Regions from separate parts of the Homo sapiens genome. Here regions 1 and 2 are each linked to region 3. Evidence: chromatin loops called from intact Hi-C (ENCODE). Cell type or tissue: dorsolateral prefrontal cortex. All regions are shown on one strand.

What was found. Hi-C counts contacts between places; a loop is a spot of excess contacts. Peaks named below come from ENCODE experiments on the same cell type or tissue, not always from the same donor. Only the 100,000 strongest peaks of a DNase experiment are listed, where the experiment ranks them.
Region 1: it touches region 3 in a loop (5-fold over the local background); 5 of 110 quality-filtered maps call a loop at or near these places.
Region 2: it touches region 3 in a loop (14-fold over the local background); 14 of 110 quality-filtered maps call a loop at or near these places.

Annotation. Positions count from the first base shown.
Region 1 is chr18:76,881,117-76,889,116 of GRCh38, reverse strand. It overlaps ZNF236 (zinc finger protein 236), which reads right to left. Exons shown (of 31, transcript NM_001306089.2): 9 at 7,605-7,833. It also overlaps the pseudogene XPOTP3. Among named protein-coding and RNA genes, the nearest start is that of ZNF236, 63 kb to the right of the region's middle. In dorsolateral prefrontal cortex, no CTCF peak of the experiment used is centred here; a DNase peak (open chromatin) is centred at 3,900; H3K4me3 peaks cover 694 bases; H3K27ac peaks cover 4,426 bases.
Region 2 is chr18:76,919,015-76,927,014 of GRCh38, reverse strand. It overlaps ZNF236 (zinc finger protein 236), which reads right to left. Exons shown (of 31, transcript NM_001306089.2): 20 at 6,957-7,239; 21 at 3,841-3,944; 22 at 1,461-1,826. Among named protein-coding and RNA genes, the nearest start is that of MBP-AS1, 57 kb to the left of the region's middle. In dorsolateral prefrontal cortex, CTCF peaks have their summits at 3,331 (motif pointing right) and 4,709 (motif pointing left); a DNase peak (open chromatin) is centred at 4,734.
Region 3 is chr18:77,055,185-77,063,184 of GRCh38, reverse strand. The region is part of intron 3 of MBP (myelin basic protein); the gene reads left to right. Among named protein-coding and RNA genes, the nearest start is that of MBP, 74 kb to the left of the region's middle. RefSeq lists enhancers at 3,962-4,595, 7,956-8,000, 7,579-8,000. In dorsolateral prefrontal cortex, CTCF peaks have their summits at 844, 1,045 (motif pointing right), 3,255 and 3,460 (motif pointing right); DNase peaks (open chromatin) are centred at 1,064, 3,434, 4,566 and 7,044; H3K4me3 peaks cover 2,465 bases; H3K27ac peaks cover 5,469 bases.

The DNA of each region.
Region 1 (8,000 bases), 170 kb after region 3:
CCCAGAAACCTCCAGTTCAATATGGCTGGGGTACAGGATGCCTGGTGGGACTAGCAAGAGTCAGAAGTGCAGGCAGGGCTAAATTACAGAAAGCCTTACATGCTGCAGAAAGTTTCTTGGCAGGAGAGGAAAAAAGCCTAGACGTGTTCTCTTCAGTCTTCAATTAGCTCCCATGCAAGAGAAGGTGCCATAGACCACCCAGCCAGCTTTATCTCCAGCATTAGCTGGGCCGTCAGGAGGACAAGGACGACCAAAGAGGAAGACCACTGGCCAGACATGGGTAGGGGAGACAGACAGGGGGAATGCAGTGACCAGAGAAACATCTGTGGGTTCTTCTGTGGGATCGGAGAGCACCTACTGTAATCAGAAAACTCCAAGTAGAGCACCTGGGATGGATAGCCTGCTCTTTTGGGACAAAATCCAAATGCTGGTTCCAACAAAGGACCCTGGCCTGCTGGGAACATCAAAAGATTCCCCCAGACGCCTGACAGGTACACACAGAAGTTCTAGCCCAGACGACAGTCAGGGTGACACAAAGTCTTTCTGCTTTCAAGGACCAGAACATCAAATATTCAGAAGTAACTACTGTCCAACATCTAATTAGAGAGGGACTGATATCTCAGCGTCACGCACAAATGCAGACTCCTCAGCCACAGGAGACCTTCACGTGAAATACAACAGCTTGACTCACCTTCTTGACTTCTGTTACAGAATATCTCACTGCACAGCCTAAGTGTTTGTTTGTTTGGTTTTTGAGACGGAGTCTCGCTCTGTCGCCCAGGCTGGAGTGCAGTGGCATGATCTCGGCTCACTGCAAGCTCCGCCTCCCGGGTTCATGCCATTCTCCTGCCTCAGCCTCCTGAGTAGCTGGGACTACAGGCACCCGCCACCATGCCCGGCTAATTTTTTTGCAGAGATGGGGTTACACCATTTTAGCCAGGATGGTCTCGATCTCCTGATCTTGTGATCCACCTGCCTCGGCCTCCCAAAGTGCTGGATTACAGGCGTGAGCCACTGTGCCCGGCATTTGTTTTTTATGCTTTTTTTTTTTTTTTTTTCTGAACACTCTCTCAGTAGCAGACCTACTAGAACACTGGGAACAGTGCATTCAAACCTGGTGGAACCACGGCAGCAAATCTTACCAAATAATCATTATACAAATCAGAAGCAACAGGTCAGTGCTGGGTCTTGGGGCTTCACACAAAAGCCTCTGATATGGTTTGGCTCTGTGTCCCCACCCAAATCTCACCTTGAATGCTAATAATCCCCACATGTCGTGGGAGGGACCTGGTGGGAGGTAACTGAATCATGCGGGTGTGTTTCTCCTGTGCTGTTCTCTTGACACTGAATAAGTCTCACGGGGCCTAATGGTTTTATAAAGGGCAGTTGCCCTGTACATGTCTCTCTTGCCTGTAGCCATGTAAGATGTGACTTTGCTCCTTATTCACCTTCTGCCATCATTGTGAGGCCTCCCCAGCCATGTGGAACTATGAGTCAATTAAACCTCTTTCCTTTATAAATTACCCAGTCTCTGGTATGTCATTATTATAAGCATGAGAACAGACTAATACAGCCTCTTACATAAACCTGGCCCTCAACCAATGATAGGTTTATAGATATGCTGCTAGGACTGGGTTAATAGAAGCACGTGACTGGATATCTGAAACTGTAAATCGAGGAACGGACCCTGCTGATGAAATGGAGCTAGTAGAATCTTTTTATTTATTTATTTATTTATTTATTTAGACATGGAGTCTCACTCTGTCACCCAGGCTGGAGTGCAGTAGTGTGATCTCGGCTCACTGCAACCTCTGCCTCCTGGGTTCAAGCCATTCTCCTTCCTCAGCTTCCCGAGTAGGTGGGACTACAGGTGCGCATCATCATGCCCAGCTAATTTTCGTATTTTTAGTAGAGACAGGTTTCACCATGTTGGCCAGGCTGGTCTCGAACTCCTGACCTCAGGAGATCCACCCACCTCGGCCTCCCAAAGTGCGGGGATTACAGTTGTGAGCCACCGCGCCCAGCCAGTAGAATCTTTTTAACAAGTACTACAGTCTGCTGGGTTTTTCAGCATTGACCACGAAGATGATGTTGATTTCCTGGCCAGGTTTTCTCAGCTGGTCACAGGAGAGAGACAGTCACTGATAGTTAGCTGGACTACGTGAATTCAGAATGGGGATATCAAGAATGCTCAAGAGGCACTAGAAGCTGCTGAAACAAGGATGGCACTGACGCTGCGGTGACTAGCTCCTGATGACGGGACCTCCTCTAAGATACTGGCTTTTGCTGTGATTATGTTCAGATTTTGAAACATCTTAGATCAGCAGAAAGCCGGTGCAGCGGCAATCATGTCAGTTGCCACAAAGGAACTTATGATGAAGACCCTATCTTTGAAAACGAGAGTAACGATGAAGCCATGTTTGTCAACTATAAAAAACAACAGAAGTTACTGTTGGACCGGCTAGCTCAAGCTTCACCAAGGTACTGCTGACTCCTGCGCAGTTTATATTTCGACACCACAGCACTGGTAGGCTACACGGTTTACAGAAGCTGCAGGAGCAGCAGGCTTGCTATAGAAATTGACAGAAGCTCTTCCAGGATCTCATGGTGCCCCCTTCTCAGGTGCTGGTTCAATGGCTAGTGCTCTGCAAATATGACACAGCCGTTGGTAATGTCAGGAGTTAGCTCTTATGTGTGACATGAGTTTTTCGGAACTTGTCAGACAGGAAAGTTCTTTACTGCTGAATCTCAACACATTCCGTGGGTATTAATGGCTTTCTTAGATCACAGGGGGTCTGCAACACTGTAGCGCAAAAGCGTGCAGCGGAACTGCTTGGCAGTTCTTTAGATTTGTCAGATCTCTCAAGAAACAATGAATCCTTTCACTGAGGATATTCTCAATAGAATAGAAGACTTATCAGGGCTTTCTCCACTGAGAATGGTTAGCAGTCCTTACTGAAGAACAATAATCAACTATTTGTTTACAAGACAGCCGGAATACCAATTATTGACAGTAAACACCCATCAAAAAGGAAGCAAGCATTAATTGAGGAATCTGTAGACTCCACTGATGGAAAAGTTTAAACTTCTGTTAGGAACACTGATGCTGACCGCAGGGGAAGAAAGGCAGGCATCTATAACAGACTGCTTCAACCATGGTGCTGGACTTGCCAGAGCAGCGAGCAGACTGGGGAATGGCGTGGCTGTTCAGAGGCTCTGAACTGTTTACAGATATTCTCATCAGCCCTCAGCTGTGCCTTACAGAAGGATATGCTCAGAAGCAGAGGTCCCATGTTCTTCCTCATTGCATGATTACTTGCCTGGAGGAAGAAGTCCTTCTGTTCCTCTTGTCTGCTCAGACATGTGCTCAAAGACTATGAAGGAAGAGACCCCCAGGAACTCATTCCTTTTATCAAGCAGATTACAGCCAAGCCTAAGACACAGGTATCCCCATTTTACGACAGATGTTCATGCCTCTGCTCATGCAGTTGTTGAAGAATTGCTCTGACCAGCAGAAGAAAACAACCAGTCTGCTGCTGAGAAAGGCAGATGCTGCCGAGGAGTTACTTTGCCTCCCTTCTGTCAGTCACAGGCAGTGGAATGAGTGAAGGTACAGAGAACAGAGAATGAGTGCTGGTTACTGTCTCACAGGAGCAGCTGAATATCCAGATCCAAGTGCACAGAAACGGGTTTTGTCCTTCAAAGTTGAGAACCTCAGGGAGGTTTGGAGGGACTGTGGGATTTCTTGCTCCTGTTTATAAGTGCATTGCCCCCATGTGGTTCCCAGAACCTTGAAAACAAATCTCTGTCCTGGCAGATGCACAAACAGTACTGCCTTATGTGGTTACACAGTGACACTGAGAACAGTGCATCTCCGATGCAGCCCAGGATGCACTGAGCATCTTCACCAAGGAAACCTGCCCTCCTCGCACGCCGCCCCAGGAATGATTTAGGACTTTTGTCAAGTGCTTCAGCAGCCTGAGGCTAAAGTTTTATGAGAATTCTTTAAAGGTACTCTTCCAGGGCGGGAACCCTAAGGACTGCATCTCCCTGGGTCTACTTCACAATGAGAATTCCAGTTAATAATTTAGGGGGGAAAAAAGCAATTTTTGTGTGCCATTCACACTAGTATTTTTAACACTGCTTTGGGCTTACTGCAGTACACTTACTGAGGATTTTCTGATATGAGGTCGGTTGCACTCATGGATGCAGACCCCACGGAGAAGGAGAAAGGCTACCTGCACTTAGCTTTTACGCAATTATAAAAATCAAATTTATCTGAGCTGTAAGAACTTGGCAGACCACAAACAACAAAAGAAGAACGTGGGAGGTTTGTTACAGTGAATGTTTAAAAAGCACACTTGCAGAGATAATAATTTCAAAAAGCAGATGAGTCTAAGAGCCACACCATCCTGGAGCCCGTGGACTGAAATAGGACAGTAGGATGCCAGCCAATTACAGCCCAGTAGAGTACACCGAAGTTCACGGCAGTGACCCCAGGTCATCAAGAAGTGGCTAAGTTAACAAGACCACACTCTGATCTAAGAAGGTAAAGTATGCAAGGACTTTTAGAAAAGTTTCCACACACAATAGTTTCACTATACCATACCATTTTCATCCTTAAAGGAGTCAATCATCAGCTTTCCAAAACACCATTCACCATGATTTCTAGATAGGCAATATTTCACCACGATAAATTTCTTTTTTTTTTTTTTTGAGATGGAGTCTCACACTGTCGCCGGGGCTGGAGTCCAATGGCATGATCTCGGCTCACTGCAAACTCCACTTCCCGGGTTCAAGCGATTATCCTGCCTCAGCCTCCTGAGTAGCTGGGATTACAGGTGCCCGCTACCACACCCAGCTAATTTTTTGTATTTTTAATAGAGACGGGGTTTCACCATGTTGTCCAGGCTGGTCTCAAACTCCTGACCTCATGATCCACCCACCTCGGCCTCCCAAAGTGCTGGGATTACAGGCACGAGCCACTGCACCTGGTCATAAATTTCAAACTTTACTAAAAATTCACAATGATTTATGTGTCACAAGTTGCATGATAACTATAAAAGCATTTGTTAAATTTTTAATATAACTTCTTCAAACCAAGCAAATCCCGCCGAAAACATTCACTCTGATAAAAGTGAATAAATCAAAAGCAATAATTTTACATGGCGGAGTATGCTTAACTTAGGAACGTAATGAAGGTTAGTTATAAGCAATTAATGTTATGACTTACGAGACAAGAATAGTTTTCCTCATGGTCTTTCTAAGATATCAAATGATACTCCATCCTTGGAGAGGTATTTTCAGATATAATCACTATGTTAAAAGTACACTAGTAATTGAAAAGTTTTAATTAAAAGGAACATCTTTATATAGAAACGTGTCCCCAGGCTAAGTGTGGTAGCTCATGCCTGTAATCCCAGCATTTTGGGAGGCTGGGGCAAGAGGATCACTTGAGGCCAGGAATTTAAGACCAGCCTGGGCAACATAGCAAGACCTCAGCTCTACAAAAAGAAGTGTTTTTCACTAGCCATATGTGGTGGCACATGCCTGCAGTCCCAGCTACTCAGGAGGTCGAGGGAGGAGGATTGCTTGAGCCCAGGAGTTCAAGGCTACAGTGAGCTATAATTGCACCACTGTACTCTAGCCTGGACAACACAGCAAGACCCAGTCTCAAAAAAAATAAAAATCCCCAATGGTTTTCTCATCACCATATTAGAGAGGTCACTTAAAAAAAAAAAAAAAAAAAAAAAAGCACTGGCTCCAACTTGTACTAGGGATCCCATGAATGTAATGGGAAATTATTAGAACTGCATGCACTTGCTCAGTACTCTACATGTGTATTTGATTGATTCAAGTAGTCCAGAAAGTACCTAATTGTTACCAACTCTGTAAACACAGCACCCCAAACTAGAATACCGTACAGGAAGGTTTCTTGCAATTCCATGTGGAATTCCCTGGCTAGTACTTGGTGCAGGGAGAAAGCTGCTTCACCAGCACATGCGGGTGAAGGTCTGGAAGGAGCAGCACGGGGTGGTGCTCACCTTCTCGGTCTAAGGACCATGGCTATGTGTACTCTCAGGAAGGAGAAGGTCTGACGTGGCTCCTCACTCAGTGGCTTGCTGCCCATGTGAAAGCATCCGATTTAGCACAATGACTAGAGACAGTAGCCCGTGGGGCTCAGGCGGGCACTCGCACAGAGGTAATAAATCTGCATCAGATTCTCAGGAATACAAAACACACCTGTAACCTGGAAGACTACCACACAGCTAATCGAAATATACGGAAATGGCTCCTGTTTTCCTTTCCTGCCCTGCCAGATACCAGGAAACTGTGCGGGAGAAACTGCTTAGATTCCAGCATCCTGTCTTTCCTTGGGGAGAAGAAGTCCAGATCAAGGGGAAGAAGAGCCTGACTAGTGTGGTTTGAGAAACAAGAACTTCAGAATCATGTTATACATGAGAAAATGTATTCTAGGAAAGAAGTGTTAACAGAAATGGCAATGTTATTCCATGCTTTGTAGCAAGAATGCACTTGTTCCCCAAGACAACTGGGAAAGGTTTTCACAGAACAGTTTTGCCAAAAACACAGGAATCTGTCTTTTTCAAGAAAGATGTAGTAAATTCCTGCTCCTGTAGAAAGAGCCATATTGAGCACTGTGGGGTGTTCAGAAATGAGAAGGCTGTATTCCTGGCCAGAAAGAGCTTATTACCTAGAAGGGATATTAGACTGCATCTGTGCACAATTAACATGAGAGAACGCAGGAATCCTAAACACTCTAAGTGCTGTGGGAGGTAGGACAAGGAAAAGCACCCCTCAGAGTCCATCCACGAGGAGGAGCACTGAAGATGCTTGAATGACGGAGCACTGAAGATGCTTGAATGACGGCCAAGATTTGACGGAGACCAGAGGAAGAGGTAGAAGGAAGGCATCCTTGCTGCAGAAAGCCTGCAGAAAGCATGATGTGCAGAAACACAGGGATGCCTAGAAACAGCAGGAATCCAGTTTCAGTATGATGTCTAATAAGTTTGTGCCTAGAAGCACAGAGGGAGGGCGGATGGAAATGCAGGGGACAGGTGACAGGATACTCAGGAGCCAAGAAATGGATCTTGGTGTGTAATGGGAAATGGTGAGGTGTGGAGGAGGGAGCTGTGCTGCAGGGGTCCTTTGATGATGAAGAGGAAAGGACTAGTCAGAGGCTACTAAAATCACATGGCTGGATGCCAGAAGCACCAAGGGTGAGAAGAACTGAAGCAAAGCCATGGATCTGAGTGGAGAGGAGGCGCCTAAGCAGGGCAGAGAGAGAACAGTCGGAGACAACAAGCTTTCAAGAGAACAGACAGAGACAAGAAGCTTTCAAGCCCTGGCGAGGAGTCAGGAGAAACTGAATACAGGAAAGAAGCCAGGTTAAAGAAAAGTGATAAGTTTCAGGCATTTTATGGCTGTCATTCTTTTTAATTTTAAATACCAACCAACTACAGCTAGCTACAAAACATTCAACAAACATATCCTATCACCTTCAGAGGAAAAAAGAAGGGCACATTTCTTAAAAACCAGCAATATGCTATCCCAAATGTCCAAACTTTAAAGTTTAGGAAAATTACCAGGTAGAAACGGTGACTTCTTCTTTATCATTTTTTTTTCTTTTTTATCCAGTTTCTCCGGGCTTTCCTGTTCTTTTTCTTGCTCTGCGTCTGTGGGGTCCGTCTGCTCATTTGAAACGCTGGAAACATCTGGGTTTTGAGCGTGTGGTGCAGAGGTCTTGGCATGGCAGGAGTCATTAGGATGTGCTGCAGCTGGAATTGAAGACAGCCCACTGTTTTCTAAGGCTTGCTAAGACAGAACAAAACTAAAAGGTTAGAAGGTAACGATGGCCCAACTCTGCCTACCAAAATCAGTCAAAAGCTTTACCTATAGAATTCTAATTCCACTCCAAGAAATAAGAATCTACAATTCCAAGTCATCACTTATAAGTGAGGCTTCCAACCCTTTGAGGCTGT
Region 2 (8,000 bases), 140 kb after region 3:
AATGATCAAATATTATGAATGCTTCTTAAAACTAAAGTAATTCATTTTTTACATAGGGATTTTTAAATACATAAGTTGTACACATTATGTCAATACAATGTTGTTGTGGAATACGAACACCTACTTTATACCATATACACATATATGCTGTTTAATCACCCTTTATACCATATACACACACTGTCTAATCACCCCTTATTTATACCATATACACACACACTGTCTAATCACCCTTTATACCATACACACACACTGTCTAATCACCCTTTATACCATACACACACATGGTCTAATCACCCTTTATACCATACACACAGTCTAATCACTCTTTATACCATATATACACACACAGTCTAATCACCCTTTATACCATATATACACACACTGTCTAATCACCCTTTATACCATATATACACACACTGTCTAATCATACACACTGTCTAATCACCCTTTATACCATATATACACACACAGTCTAATTACCCCAGAAACCTACTTTCTACCATATACGCACATATACTGTCTAATCACCCATTATACCATATATACACACAATGTCTAATCACCCCAGAAACCTACTTTATACCATACACAAATACACTGTCTAATCACCCCAGAACAACTCTGTAAAACAGATACTCCTTTATGCCATACGCATACACTGTCTAATCACCCGCGAAATCTCATTTATACCATATACACATACACTGTCTCATCACCTCAGAAACCTACTTTTTACTATATCCACATACAGTCTAATCACCGCAGAGCAACTCTGTGAAACAGATACACTTTATACCATACACACACACTGTCTAATCACCCCAGAACTCTGTGAAATGGATACTCATATTGCCCACTTTAAACGTATCAGAAAAGTAGCTCAAAAAGATTCTACTGATTAGCCAAAGGTTCAAAACAACCACTACTACTGAGTGGTGGTCAGGCTGCAATCCTGCCACGAGTCACAGAAACAGAAAGAAGGGCACACAGGACATCTGACTGCCATGTACAACGGCTGCATTTACTCACAGGCACACAAATCAACACAACTAGCTAAAATGTAACACTTCTCAAGCACTATGAGACGCAAGAACAACTGGAAAACTGCACTATATCAAAAACAATGCTATTGAGTATTTATAAATTACACTTCTCACTACTAAATTTATGAGAATGCCAACTGAGTAAAAACAGGTTTACACCCACTAAAAACAAAAGCTAAACAAAGTGCTTAGTGTAAAAAAGCAGCTGGCATGGAAGACAGAATGCGAAATGGAAAGGAGCAATGTCTGCAAGACGGAATTCCAATTTTTCCGAATGCCTTATAAGGAAAAGGCTCAAAGAAGGGAAACGTGGTGCTACGGTAAACAACATCTCTTCTGTCGTGGGAACAGACAGAAGCAGCACAGAACAGTTCAATCACTGTGCTGCTCTCATTCCCTCGGCTCAGCGTTTACCTGACACAGAGGCAGGGAGAATAGCTTGGCCCACCAGTCCTGGTTGCAGCAGATTCTGATCAAACTGTCCTGTTAGAACAGAGTTGTTCATGATAAACACGTTTGGGTCAGTAGAGGAGGAGTTGAGGAGGTTTACAGGCTGCAGTCCTTCCGATGAGCTTCGAGTCATAGGCTTTCTGGCCTTCTTTGGGTCTGGTTTATAATGAAACTGCATGTGTGTCTTTCTTCTACCCGAGGTACGGAAACGCAGCTCGCAATGCGGGCATTTGAAGGGCTTGGCTCCCGTGTGCAGGCGCATGTGGACCTTCAGACTTCCCTTCGTGGAGAAGGCGTTGCTGCAGACGTGACAGCTGAAGAGCTTCTGACCTGTGAAAAGCCCAGCCAAGAATCAACAGAGGCGATGGCAGTCGCGACACTCACCCCCACCCCACTCAGCTGTCACTATGGATGTAAATATGTTGAATCAGTGGATGGAAGTACTTTAATGAGAATCCCTTTCACCTATAAGATGTTACGGACGTCACAGGCAATTGCTGCAGTATTGTAAATTTAACAGTGTATTGTTTACAATTTGAATTTAGCATTTTCACAAGCCTTTGAGGTTTACAGTGTTTCTAAACCACTGCATTATTCTGAACCTTGATTGGAGTAGTTGATTTATATTTATCAGAAGCTAATGGGTGGTATGACTTAACAGCCCGGCTCTGAATTACTGTCACTTTTCTTTAATTTTACAAGTGGTACTTTAACATCTCAGCATCTCTCTATCTTCTCTTCTGCCAAACAGGGGCAACCACAATGCCAGCACAGGTAGGCATCACACTGGGAGAATATGCAAAGGAAAGTTCTATGCTAGGGTCAAAGGGCTGTGTGCCTAGTGTCATGTACCTAGTTCCTTAGGCTCTTTTCATGATTACTGGGTATATCAAAGGCCACGAAGGCTCGGAGCACCATGAGCATAGGCTCCACCCTCCAAGAGCCTCTGGGAGCTGAAAAACTTCCTGGCTGGCTTTTCCCCTCTACTGTCCAGGAACAAATGCTAATTTTTACAGGATGGTGCACACTAGGATCCACCGAGGGACTAGTGCAACCTGCTATCCCAACGCCGCCCTGGGTTCCTCAGAAATCACACCTCTACTTCAGAATGGAGAAAGAGGCACCAAAAGGTATTTATCCAGAGACTTCCATTTCTAGTCCTTATCCACGTGGCCTACGCTGAACTCCAAAACCAAGGAAATGATGAAGCAGCGTGCACCAAGTCATCGTGGACGTCACTGGGCACCTGCTGCATGAGAGGCCGTGCCCTAGGCCTGGGGGCACAAAGATAAGTGATGCCGGGCCCTCCATATCCACAAAAAGTTCACTGCATTACACAAAAGAGATAAATACAGGGAGCCTAATGAAACAACAGAAAAACTGCACACAGGACAGTCATATAAACAAGCTCAGGGATCTGTTTATCTAGTTACAAATATTAACCCATCAGAAAAGAATCACAGGGCTTCAGGTAAATGTGTGAAAGTCCATTTGTTCTTGTCTGTTGAATTCTGCTTATAACCAACAATGAAGAATGTAAATTAGTCTCATAATCATAATTCTATGAATCATTATAACAACAGCTCTGCATTCACTGTGCGTTTACCACAGGCCAATCCATTCCTAAGTGTTTACCAAAGGCCAAACACTTTTCCAAGCTATTTAAATGTCTTAATGCTTAAAGCTATTTAAATGTCTGAACTCCCAAAGACGGAGGTACAACTATTAGCCCCATCTTCTGCAGAAGAAACTTGTGGCTGAGAGGAGAACCTTGTCTAGGACCACAGAGCTCACAGGAGGACTACAGGATTCCCAAGCAGGCAGAGGCAGAGGCAGCCTCCCCACCGCTAGGAGGCACTGTGCAGAATTCCAGAAGCAAAGGCACAGACAAGATGAAGATGAGAAAAAGGCCAGGAAACTTGGACATTCATTTCTGCCTTTGCAAGAGTTTCTCCCCATATAAAAATAATTATGAAATGATAACTGCCATCAGATTTGCTAAGTGCCAGGTTTTACAAAACCTCAACAAACTAAACCTCTTTGGCTTAAATGAGACTAAGAGGTAATCTTTTTAACAAAGTTATTTAAGCATGAGTAAGAATACGTGACAATTTTTAAGAAAAATTCAACTTTTGAGACCTAATCCTTTTTTTTCTTAGTGTCATTTGGACAGTTTTCCCTGTGTCAGGAATAAAAAAATCTTTTATATCACTTCCTTCTTGGTGCCTCATTTTTAAGCGTTCTATAATTTGGAAAGTATTTATGTACACAAAATATATAGGAACAAAACATACGAAATGCTATCCTAAGACCTCTACCAATGACGCAGGCATGTTTTCCTTACCTGTGTGAGTCTTCACATGACAATCGAGAGTGGATTTCACAGTAAAACTCTTTCCACATTCATCACATTTGTATGGCTTTTCTCCAGTATGGATTCGAACATGCCTATCCAAAAAGCATTAATTATAGACATATTGACAAACGACTTCATGATTTGAAATTTATAACTATATAAATTAAAATTAGGTGTTACTACGTTCTGCTTAAGTTTGGCCAAGAAAAACTTTAAGCTTCACTCCATACAAAAAATACCATAAACAAATCCAAATAACAACGAAAATATTTGCAGGACAAATAATAATAGAGATAATTTCCTTAGGGCCAGGAGCGGTGGCTCACGCCTGTAATCCCAGCACTGTGGGAGGCTGAGGCAGGGAGATCACCTGAGGTCAGGATTTCGAGACCAGACTGGCCAACATGGTAAAACCCTGTCTCTACTGAAAATACAAAAATTAACAGGGAGTGGTGGCAGGCGCCTGTAATCCCAGCTACTTAGGAGGCTGAGACAGGAGAATCGCTTGAACCCAGGAGGCAGAGGTTGCAGTGAGCCGTGATCACACCACTGCACTCCAGCCTGGGTGACAAAGTCAGACTCTGTCTCAAAAAAAAAAAAAAGACAATTTCCTTAAAAAACCCAAGAACTCTGACAAATCAAATCAGCAGGAAAACCCAAACGATATCAGAGTAGAAAAGTTGGCAATGCACAGAGAGTTTACAGAAGAAATACAAACAGCCAAAAACCATATGCAAAGCTGTTCAATCACACTTAGAATCAAAGAAGAACAGATGAAAACGACGAGATATCATTTCCCCCATCCTGTTGGCTGCAGCTGTAAAACAGGCACTCGGAGTCTCTGAAAGACAGAGGCACACGGCCCTCTGGTGGCCTTTGCCAGACTCTACCCTCACTGAGCCATCAGAGGCACACAGGCTCACGGAAGAGTCACCACAGCGCCCTGCCAGTCACCAAGCGTGGAAACTCAGTGTTCGTCGGGAGGGGTCTGGTAAGATTAATTTGGTATCCCCATGCAACAGAACCCTACACTGCCATTAAAAAGAATAAAATAGGTTTATAGATACTGACGAAGAAAAATACCTATGACTCATTGATATGTAAAAATTTGAAAACCAGAATCGTACAACTTAACATTGGTATATGTCTAGACATTTCCGAAAAAAATACTCAAAAAACTGTTAACAGTGCTTATCTCTGGGGAGCAGGACACCCTTCAGTACCATTTTTTGTTTCTCATCACACTTACTCACTGGGAGTCTGAACCTTGAACTTTTTTAAAATGAAGGATAGGACAAGAAGAAGAAAACACAGCTATAAGAACGTCCCGTTCTCGGAGTTTGCACTGAGCCGAGACCACGCCACTGCACTCCAGCCTGGGCGACAGAGCGAGACTCCAACTCAAAAAAAAAAAAAAAAAAAAAAGAACATCCCACTCTTCTGGTCTTCAGGTACAGTCGATGGAGACATGTTTAGCACTTTATGTCGCCTTGGTAGCATTTTGTCTCTGCTAATTGGCTGGCACGCCCCACCCACAGGCAGGTCACAAACTGCTGTCTCAACACCTCCATGTGACACCCTTGCCAGGCCTGACTTTCTCATCTATGACTCCACCACTAACCCCTACTGGAAAACTATCTCACCCTATCAGTTAGTTCATGAGTTCCTCCAGGCCACACACAACTGCTGGCCAGACTGGACTCCTTCTTATAAACATCTCAAGTTTTCCATCACAACCCCTTAGCTCCTCCTCTCCTTAGTTTAACTTTCTATGTCTTATGCCCAACCTCAGATCACACCATCAACTTAGATCCTACCCCGGAACTTCACTGCATGGCTCAACGAGAGCTCGCTGTTGAAGGGTCCTGTGGCCACACCACCCAGTGGGACCTGGGCTCTCTCTCTTCTCCAGTGACCTCCCTCATTGTCACTCTCTAGCTGAACACACCTCCCCTTCCTGCTGTGGTCGAAACATGAAGGCCAGCAGTCAAGGTGTGTGCTCACTAGGGTGGCACTGCCAACCCAACAGCTCCTTGAAACCACCTACCCTTTCCCTGCAGCACCTGCTGCTGTCCTCTGTAGAACAGAGTACAAGGAACACACCCTTTGGTTTTCTGAAACATCCTGCAATATTAAAATCTTCACGGTTTGTTTTATTAAGTTGCTGAATAATTAGTTCTATCTCCTAGAGCAAAACATAAGCATCCCTGTTATATACAGAAACACTTCTGATTCTTCAGGAGAACGCTGATACTTTGGTCTTCCTTTCTCCAGAAAGGAAGGACATTCTGAGAGCCCCTTCTGTTCTTTACCATGGGTCTTGGTTTCCAGATTCTTCATGGTTCTGCTCAACTCGATCTCATGTATCAGCCACTGCTGTTTGGCCGATTGCCAATTAGTCTCCCTCCTGTCACACGCTTGTGTCCCACTCCTCACACTGACTGGCAGGCCTCAGAGGCAGGAGGGCGCCTGCTGCTCTTCTGCCTGTCCACAAAGCTTAGAGCCCTGCCTTCCTCAATGGATACATTTGTTTTCATTGTTTACTACTATGACAACCATACAGAAATAAGCATAAGCAATCTATAGAGAAAACAGACTTTTTTTTTTTTTTGAGACGGAGTTTCATTCTTGTTGCCCAGGCTGGAGTGCAATGGCATGATCTCAGCTCACCATAACCTCCACCTCTCAGGTTCAAGCGATTCTCCTGTCTCAGGCTCCCGAGTAGCTGGGATTACAGGCACCCACCACTACACCCACCTAATTTTGTATTTTTTAGTAGAGACCAGGTTTCTCCATGTTGGTCAGGCTGGTCTCAAACTCCCAACCTCAGGTGATCCTCCCGCCTCAGCCTCCCAAAGTGCTGGGATTACAGGTGTGAGCCACCATGCACAGCCGAAAACAGACTAATTAATATTCTGAATGAGTTTACTACAGAGAACTAATTCAAGCTTAAAACCATACATTCAAGTAAGTAAGCTGCCATCACTCAGGTGACACCAGGTTCAGAAACTAATGGCCCTGCTGCAGTGAAAATCACCAAAGGAGCAGCTGCCTGCACCTCCAGTCTTCAGAGCGGAACCCGCGCGGCGTAGCCATGCCCTCACCTCACCAGGTCGCTAGGTTTCTTGAAGCTCTTGGGGCAGTATGTGCAGCAGTTGGCGTGCTTGGGCTCGTCCTGCAGCTCCGCCTGCTTGTCCCTCAGCTCACTGATGCGGTCCTTTTCTGCCGCGGACTGCACCAGGACCTTCTCTGACACCGTGGCGCTCTCCTGCGGCCGGATCTTGGCTAACTGGGCTGTCTCCTCCTCCGTGAAAGTGATGACCTCAGGACGAGACTTCCGTGATGCATTTCTGTCAGAATGTTCTTCCTCTTCCTCCATACAAATGTCTACACAAAATCAAGGAAAAGGGATCAAAATCGTAATGAAGAAAACCTAGGTTTTTAGCAAAACAATTAAAACTAAATAGGTATGTATGTAATGAAAATTAATAACTCAACCAAGCTATTTTTATGATGGTAGAGAGTTGCTATATTTTCCCACCTCTATTGAGAAACTTAGGTCATGGAAAGAAAACAGCCAAGTGTACTGGAAAGTGGGGGGCGGGGGATGAACAGAGGTTGGTGAAGGGGTGAAAACATCCGCTTAGATAGAAGGAATAAGCTCTAATGTTTGATAGCAGAGTAGGGTGACTAGTTAACAACAATGTATATTTCAAAGTAGCTACAGGAGAGAACTTGAAATGTTCCCATACTTAGAAACTGCTAAATACTTAAGGTGATGAATACCCCAAGTACTCTGATTTGATCATTCCACATTCTATACATGAAACAAAATATCACATGTGCGTCATAAATATGTAGAAATATTATGTAACCAAAAAAAAGCCAAGTGAAGGGCATCCTTTAGGAGAGTGATGACCAACATTAGGAAGACGCTCAGATTAAAGACCTGCTTCTACACCTCCCTGAAAATTCAGGAGTAAGCTTTGAGGCTGACAGTGTCCACACAAGCTACCGGTATTCATAAATATAGATATTCATTTATTAATAAGGGCAAAAAATGAATTACCATCAGATTTTTTAAAACCAGAAGCCCAAAAATGGGAGACCAAATTAATAAATTAGCAAACAGCCCCCAACTAAAAACA
Region 3 (8,000 bases):
CTTGGCTGTATAACCTTGGAGGCATATATGCAATTTCTTTTAAAATTGTAATGTATAAAGTGACTCTAAATGAGAGCAGCAGCTCCCACCTACTTTAGGAAAAGGTCTTTCCTTGACATGATAGTAAATCCCATCAGTACGTTGGGAAACCATTCCTGATGTCCCGTGAGCACAAGTCACCGTGATCGTGTGATGGTCATCTCTAGGTTCTTGGCAGCCGTTTCATCCACGCATCAGAAGAATGAGCGAGGAATGTGAGAAATGGGCAGAAAGCCATCATCCTTAGCTAACCACTCTGCAGGACACGCATACCTAAGATCTCTGTGAACGTCGAAAGGCAATAGTGTTGTATTTCAGCTGATAAGAGAGTCCCCGAGTTAAGACTGATTGGCGCATTGAGAAGTTTGTGCCAGGTGCTGACTCTGGCACAGGTGCTATTGCTATGGTTCACACATTGAGTGCTCAAAACCACAAACAGACAACTAAAACCACGCAGCCTTCCTCCTCGTCTCTGTGAAGGCCAAAGCCAGTCATTCTCTTAGCAATCCACTTTGAAGTTTTATTTGCCCTTCATGTTCTGGTAAAAATCTCACCAAAGGATTGTTTTCAATCTAAGTAAATAACTCGTTAGAGCACACTTTCAAATATCTTCTGTGATTTGTTTTTTTTTTTTCGACAGCTTTCTGGTTATGCTTAAGACTGTTTTGCCTAGTTACAAAAGGAGGAAGAAAACACTCTAAGGCACGACAACCTAGAGAACTGGGCGTTGTCCAAGCTTTGGGGAAGCAGGCCATTTTTCAGTAGACCAGTTGCTGCTAAGCGTTTTCTGACCCACACACCCACAGGTAGTGCACACACTGTCCTCCTCCTTAGAAACCAGGCGGGAAGGAAGGCAGGAGTCAGTCTCCACCTCTTCTCCCGCCAGAGTTGACTAATCGTGGGGCTAAACTAAAGGCAGGCAATTCAGTTGAGGTGAGCGAAGTCTTAGGTCTCCCTAAATTATACTAAGGGAGGAGAGGAGTGGCCAAAAGAGGGCACTACTGCCCCGGTGACTGACTGTGGTTCCTCTCAGCCAGGACAGGCATCTCAAAGACAGGGCTGGAGGGATGTGGACTCCGTGTCATGTGTAAGCTAGTTCACTCCACATGTGCCACAGAGGATGGATGTCCTACCGTGAAAACGTCACCAGCCCGCGTCTGTGTTCACTGCGTCCACTTCACAGGGCCAAGTCCTGTGTGCACAGCATGTAAGGGCAAACCCCCATGAAGAGTCATGAGGAAAACATTCACAACTTCATTGCTCAGACAATGGAGATAGAAATATCTGTGTTTAATGTTTATTTAAAAAGTATTCATCCCAGAAACATTTAAGTACATATATTGGTGTGTGCGTGTTTTCACTCTTCTTTATTTTATAAAGCTTGAGTTAGCTGACAGTAGGAAAAAACACCAGGAAACAGTAAAATGTAAATAAAATTGAGAAGTCTAGATGAAGTGAAGGAAGACCACAAACACATCAACCATGTGACAATGGCTGCAGGGAGCCGCCCGTTTCACTCTGAGCTGCCCAGCTGCCCAAGTGGAAGGGGACCCCGGCCAGCCTGAAGTCTCTCATTTTACACAGCAGGTGGTAGAGCCCTACCACCTTTTAGCTGTGTGCTTTTAGCAATGAACTCCTCTGTTTGTGTCTTGGTTTCCCCATACGTAAGTAGGGGTAATCATAAAATGACCTGTGAGTAAGAAACAACACATGTGCACGTGTGGGACTCTCCCATCTCCTCACAGTACTCAGTAAACATTGGCTAGTATTTTCAGAGAGAAGACTGCAGACATTTTTTGAAGCATACAGAGCTTTGTTTAACAAATACTAAGAATTTTTCCTGCTTAAATTTTTATCACAGACAAAGAGTCACATGGTAGTCAACGACCTCAAGGTATTTTTATAGCACATGTGGAGATTAGTTTTGTATAGTTATTTATTGTAATAGAATTCAGTAAGGGCCAGTGGTGCAACATGAATCTTCCGCATTGCAAGCCAAGAGCCTATGATCCCTGTGTCTAGCCATCAGAGGACCTGCTATGATCCACAGACAGAATTACAAGAACTTGGGGTCCCTTCCCAGAGCCAGGACTTTGATAGGCATTTCATAGCACAAAGTTCCAGGTCCCAGGCTCTGAGAAAGGCCCAGGAGGAGTTCTGAGCGGCTGGTTGCTGAGGCACTGCGTGCCTGTGTTCCATTGAGGGTCAGCGGCAGCCTCAAGAGAAGACAGACTCCACCTGGGAAACAGGCAGGTGTGACCATTGGCTCTGCCATCAACTCTCAATGCAACTGGGGGTGCGACTTCATCTCTCTGTGCCTGTTTCCTCCTCCAGAAAACAGGGTTTCCTATTGACCCTCAAGAATTGTTGCAAGGGCCCATTGAGAGAACAATTTGGCCGGGTATGATGGCTCATGCCTATAATCCCAGCACTTTGGGAGGCTGAGGCAGGTGGATCACCTGAGGCCAGGAGTTCGAGACCAGCCTGACCAACACGGGGAAACCACATCTCTACCAAAAAATACAAAATTAGCTGGATGTAGTAGTGCACACCTGTAATCCTGGCTACTTGGAAGGCTGAGGCAGAATTCCTTGAACCCAGGAGGCAGAGGTTGCAGTGAGCTGAGATCACACCACTGCACTCCAGCCTGGGCAACAAGAGCAAAACTCCGCCTCATAAAAAAAAAAAAAAAAAAAAGGAGAGAGAGAGAAAACAGTTATACTCCATTACAGGATGCTTTAACATCTCTACTGCTTGAAGCCACGTTCATACAGTGAATAATGAGTGCTGCCGTTCATTAGCATTTTTCATGTGCCTCTGAGGACCTGGGTCACATCTGCCATAAACACTCATTCATCATTGGTACTAGGATGTCCTGCCTATGTGCTTTCTCCATTCATTTATTAAATCATTTTTGAGCACCTCCAATGTGCCGTGCCATATACTGGAGGTGGAAGAGAGAGGGCAGGAGGTTAGAGAAAACAAAATAGAGAAATGGCGGGGCCAGCCATTCTGGGGACTTCACACCATTTGGGGGATGGTTTAACATAGAAGGACATGGAACGAGGGCCTCAGCCTCCCAAAGTGCTGGATTACAGGCATGAGCCACCACGCCCAGCCCATAATTTGCTATCTTATTGCCACAAAGAGTCTATTCCGTCTTGCCTGGAGGGCTAGGGCCTTTATTTTTACTTTACATCACTTTTCTAAGAGGCTGTTCCTGTCATATCTAACCAAGAAGCCCGCCTGTCTCCCATGCCACACTTCTTTATCCCACTGCCTTATTTCATGTCCTTCACATTGGCCTTTTGGTTATTGCATTTGCATACTTGGTGTGTTTTTTCTTCCACAAATGCAAGCCTCTTGAAGGCGGTGCATCTCTTATCTGTGCTGGCCCCTATTTTTATTTGAATTGGCCACCAGGTGGAAGCACTTAGCACTGAAGTGGACATACCAAATGGCTTCTCAAGATCCATGTCTGCTTTTGCATCTTGGTGTATTTTTACTTGTAATAATATTCCCCTGATTTTTTAAGCAAAAATATATTTATTTATAGTGTTACACATATGTCAAATTTGATTAATTAGATAAAAATTAATTAATTTTAATTTTAATAATGTAATTAAGGTTAAATTATTATCATTAGAATTAAATTAATTATAAATAATTAGTGACTACTTTATAAAATTAAATTATTATAATTTAAATTCATTATAATTAATAAAGCAGCAAATTGAATTAATAATTAAAATTAATTAATGGGATTAATTGATGAACTAAAAAATAATTCAACTACCTGACATAACTGTCCCATTTTCCATTTTGAATTCTGATCTTTCAACCAACAACATTTTTCTAGGCTGTTTAGCGATCCTGTATTATCCTTTTAAAATAGCTCCTTAATATTCCATATGATTGAACAGTAATATCATTCCTCTATTGCTTTTCATTTTGGTTGTCTCAAGTTTGCTACTAGAAACCATGCTACAGTTGGCACTTTGATTTCAGTAGGGTTTTTTCTTTCTTTTAATTGTTTTAATAGGCTTCAGTCAAAGTAAGTGAGACGGCTAAATTATTTTCCCCGAACTCGTGCTGGCGAACTGCCCTTCCCGTGGCTGAATATGCCTATTTCCCCAGCACGCTTCCATCTTGGGGCAGCCTCAGGGGGTTGTAAGTTGGTGGGCTAGGGCTGGATGTGGTGGCCCTCAGGCAGGTCTCGTTATGTCCATATGGTGGAGGTGTTTTCTTTTAATTTTGATGACATTTGGAAACGGTAAACTTTCCCCGGAAAATGTTGAACTGCAGCGTCTCTGGAAACTAAAGGCCTGGCAGTGGCCTTCTCCAGGCTGCAGTCGGCCGGCCGAGGAGCCCCCATCTCCAGGGCCTCCAGGTCCCCTGCGACTTTCCTCCCTCCACGGAATAAGCTGCTTGACCCCACAGGCCTGGAGCTTGAGACTTGGTCCCCAGTCTGTTCCAGATTAAAATGGCTCTGGGCACCATTCCAGTCACTGCGGCCGTGTTCCAAGTGCGTCCACGATTTCGTTTCTTAAAGTGCTGTTTCTGTTGCTCAGGATTCTGCACGCGGGGGCGGGGGTGGTGCTGGAACAGCTCGTCCCCTGTGGGCGTCGCATCAGCCGGTGGGGGCTGGGGTCGTGCCCGGGCCTGGGGTCGTGCCTGGGGCTGGGGTCTGCCGGAGGCCGCTCCCTCCCGTGGCTGGCGAGCTGTGCGGGGCGTTGGCTGGGTCCGGCCGGGCTGTCAGCCTGAACTGGTGCCCTGGGTTCTCCAGGTTTGGCCTCCCCGCAGCGTGGAGCAGGGGTCCCAGGTGGGTCCTGAGAGTCGAAGCCAGAGCGGAGCCACTGCCTGCTGTGACCCAGCCTGGGAGCGCTCGGCATCCCCGCATCCCCGCATCCCCACCGCCCCTGAGGTGGACGTCCAGGGCTGGGGAGGGGATGCCTCTTCTCCCCGGAGGGTCCCTGAAGAGCCGGTGCAGCCCTGGGTGTCCTCTGCCGAACTTAAAAAACACTCCCCGCTCACGCCTGTAATCCCAGCACTTTGGGAGGCCGAGGCGGGCGGAACACGAGGTCAGGAGATCGACACCATCCTGGCTAACACGGTGAAACCCCGTCTCTATTAAAAAAAAAAATACAAAAAATTAGCCGGGCGTAGTGGCGGGCGCCTGTAGTCCCAGCTACTCGGGAGGCTGAGGCAGGAGAATGGCGTGAACCCGGGAGGCGGAGCTTGCAGTGAGCCGAGATCGCACCACTGCACTCCAGCCTGGGCAACAGAGCGAGACTCCGTCTCAAAAAAAAAAAAAAAAAAAACACTCCCCGCCTTCCTCAGGTGTCCCCCTTCAGAATTTTCGTGTAGCGGTTTTTTAAATCATTGCATCTTTGTTTAAATTTGTTTCCAAGAAACGGCTATGAGAAAATCATTTTTTGAGATGCTATTTTTCAAATGATGTGTGTATTTAATGCATCCAGGTTAGTAAACTAAGCTACAAGACTTTAGTAAGTAGCTGTCATTTCCGATGTAAAATTCCATTTGGACCTGGCAGTCGCGGGAGCTCCTCTCTCCTTGTCCTTCTTCACACACAGTCCTTGTCCTTAGAGATAATCACTGCACGGCCTTTCCGTGGGAATATTCGGTGCTAGTGTGAATGGATCGCTAATTGTGATTCCGTGGCTGCCTGAGGCCTTGTATTCCTGTCTAGACAAGCCACAAAACCCATTTTGTGAAATAGCATCTTTGGGCTGGGTATAAATCATAGAAACAAAATCACAAGTTGGGGGATGAAGGAATATTCAGATTATCTTGTCTGACCCCGCCTTGCATGTCAGATGAGGGTGCAGCTGCCAGGCAGACACTCAGGAGCAGGATCGGAGCCCAGTGCTCCCAGCCAGCCAGGGAGACCGCAGCTGGTTCCTTGAGGGGCAGGGCAGTTCTCATGTCTGTCTGACAGATGTGAAAACAAACACTGTAACAGTTACTTCTCCTCTGTGCGTTGAAGTGAATGTTAATGATACTTTATATCATTAAAAACCCAAACACACTTCTGAATATTTACCCTGCTTCATTGTAGTACCCAGGCAGTTCTTGGGGGACATGCCTCCTTCCCGTCTCAGAGGATGTTTGTTTTGGGCCAAAGACCCCCTGCTTCTCAGCGGCTGAGTGGTGAAATCTCACGCCGTGGGTGTGGGCGTGGTCAGGGCACGTGGGAAGCCGGTTCTCCTCGGCAGCCTCTCCTGAGAGCTGTCGGACAAAGGTCTCGGCTTCTAGGAGTTACTTTAGTGAGGCCATGTCATTTGGTAGTTAGGACTGTGGACTCGGTTCCCCTGTGCAGAGGGGGGTTGTGTGCTCAGCTGCAGGTTGCTGGGAGGACTCAGTGGTGTCAAAGAAAAGTTACCCCAGGGAGAGTGAGACAGGCAGGGAAGACGTATCCCAGACTATTGCAGTAGGAGAGAGCGAGCTGAACTCCACCCTGCTGAAACGAAAGGCGGGAGGGTTTTTAAGCACTGGGGTGAGCTGGTGGGAGAGTCCTGGAGGACATCGGATGGAGGCCGGTTGGTGCAGTCAGGCCAGCAATGTTTGCAGATTAGCGCTTACCACAGTTAGGCCCCTGCCTCCCGCAGGGACTGGGAGCTGAGGGTGTTATCTTCCTTGTTGGTTACATTTCAAAGGCTCCTGGGTCCTTCGAGAAGACAAAGCTGGGCAGTGAACTGAGCAAGAGGCCAGGAAAGGGCCGATGTCTCAAAGGGACGGAGAAATAATTCATAGTGGCAAGTTTTCTAGAGACAAGGAAGTTGGGGCTGAGAGTCCTACAAAACCTGTTCAAGGTTTAATCCCCCGGACGGGAATGGCAAGGCTGTCTGGGCCAATGGTCAGTTCATGCCTCCAGTTTAGAGCAGCACCTGGTCCCTATGGGTCCTGTGAGCCACATGGACACCGGGCCAGGCACAGGAGACAGCAACAGTGTGTTCCCCAAAGCCTCTGCAGACCCAGCCCCGGGCGCACGGGGTCACGGATAACAGGAAATGCACTGCCAGCGGCCTCACTGCCATGCGCTGGCACAAATGCACCCAGGTGCTGCCTGCCCTTCATCCACACGGTCAGTGGAGCGCAGCACGCTCAGCCGTGACACCACAGAGCCACAGGGATGTGTAAGAGGAGTCGGGGAGGGGGAGCCTCACTTCGTTTTTTCTTTTTTTCCTTTCTAAAAATTCCAACAGCTGCTCTAAAACCTTAATTATTCCAAGCAAGTTTCTAGAACCACTGAGTTTCTGGGAATGTCTGGGTTTGCAAAGTCACCAGCTGTGTTTGGAAAGACATTTCCAATGGGGTTGAACTCTCCAGTGTGAATGAACTTTTCTTGTCATGACCTCACTGTCTGTAATGAGGGCTTCCTGATTGCAGTTTGCTTTACCTGAAAACAAAACAGAGGCCAAACACCACCTTATTTAAAGCAATAATGGAAGTTATCCTATGAAAGATAGCAGCCCACCAGCAGATGTGAAAAGCAATTACTAGGTTAAAAAAAGAGAAAGAAAGAGAGAGAGAGAGAGAAAGAAAGAGAAAGAAAAGGAAGGAAGGATGAAAAGAAAGGGAAAGAAAGGGAAGGAATGGAAGGAAAGGAAGGAAAGAAAGGAAAAAGAAAACTGAGCCCATTTTAAGCGCAGTTCATCTTTCCCAGCCAGGGAGGATGGCAGAGGTGGCACTGGGCTGGGAGGGAACAGCCACCCATGCACCTCCTGGGTCAGGGGTTGGGCTTTGAGGATGTGGGTTCTAGAAGTTTACAGTTATGTGCCCCCTACTCTGGGCATTTTATCAGTTGGTACAAAGCCACTTCCTCCCAGGGCAGGACACTCTTGCACCAGCTCAGCTCAGCTCCTTCCTGCCTCTGGGTTTCTGCTGACCCTGCTCCTCCCACACAGAGGCTGTGCTGGAGTTTGCAGCAAAGCCGCCTG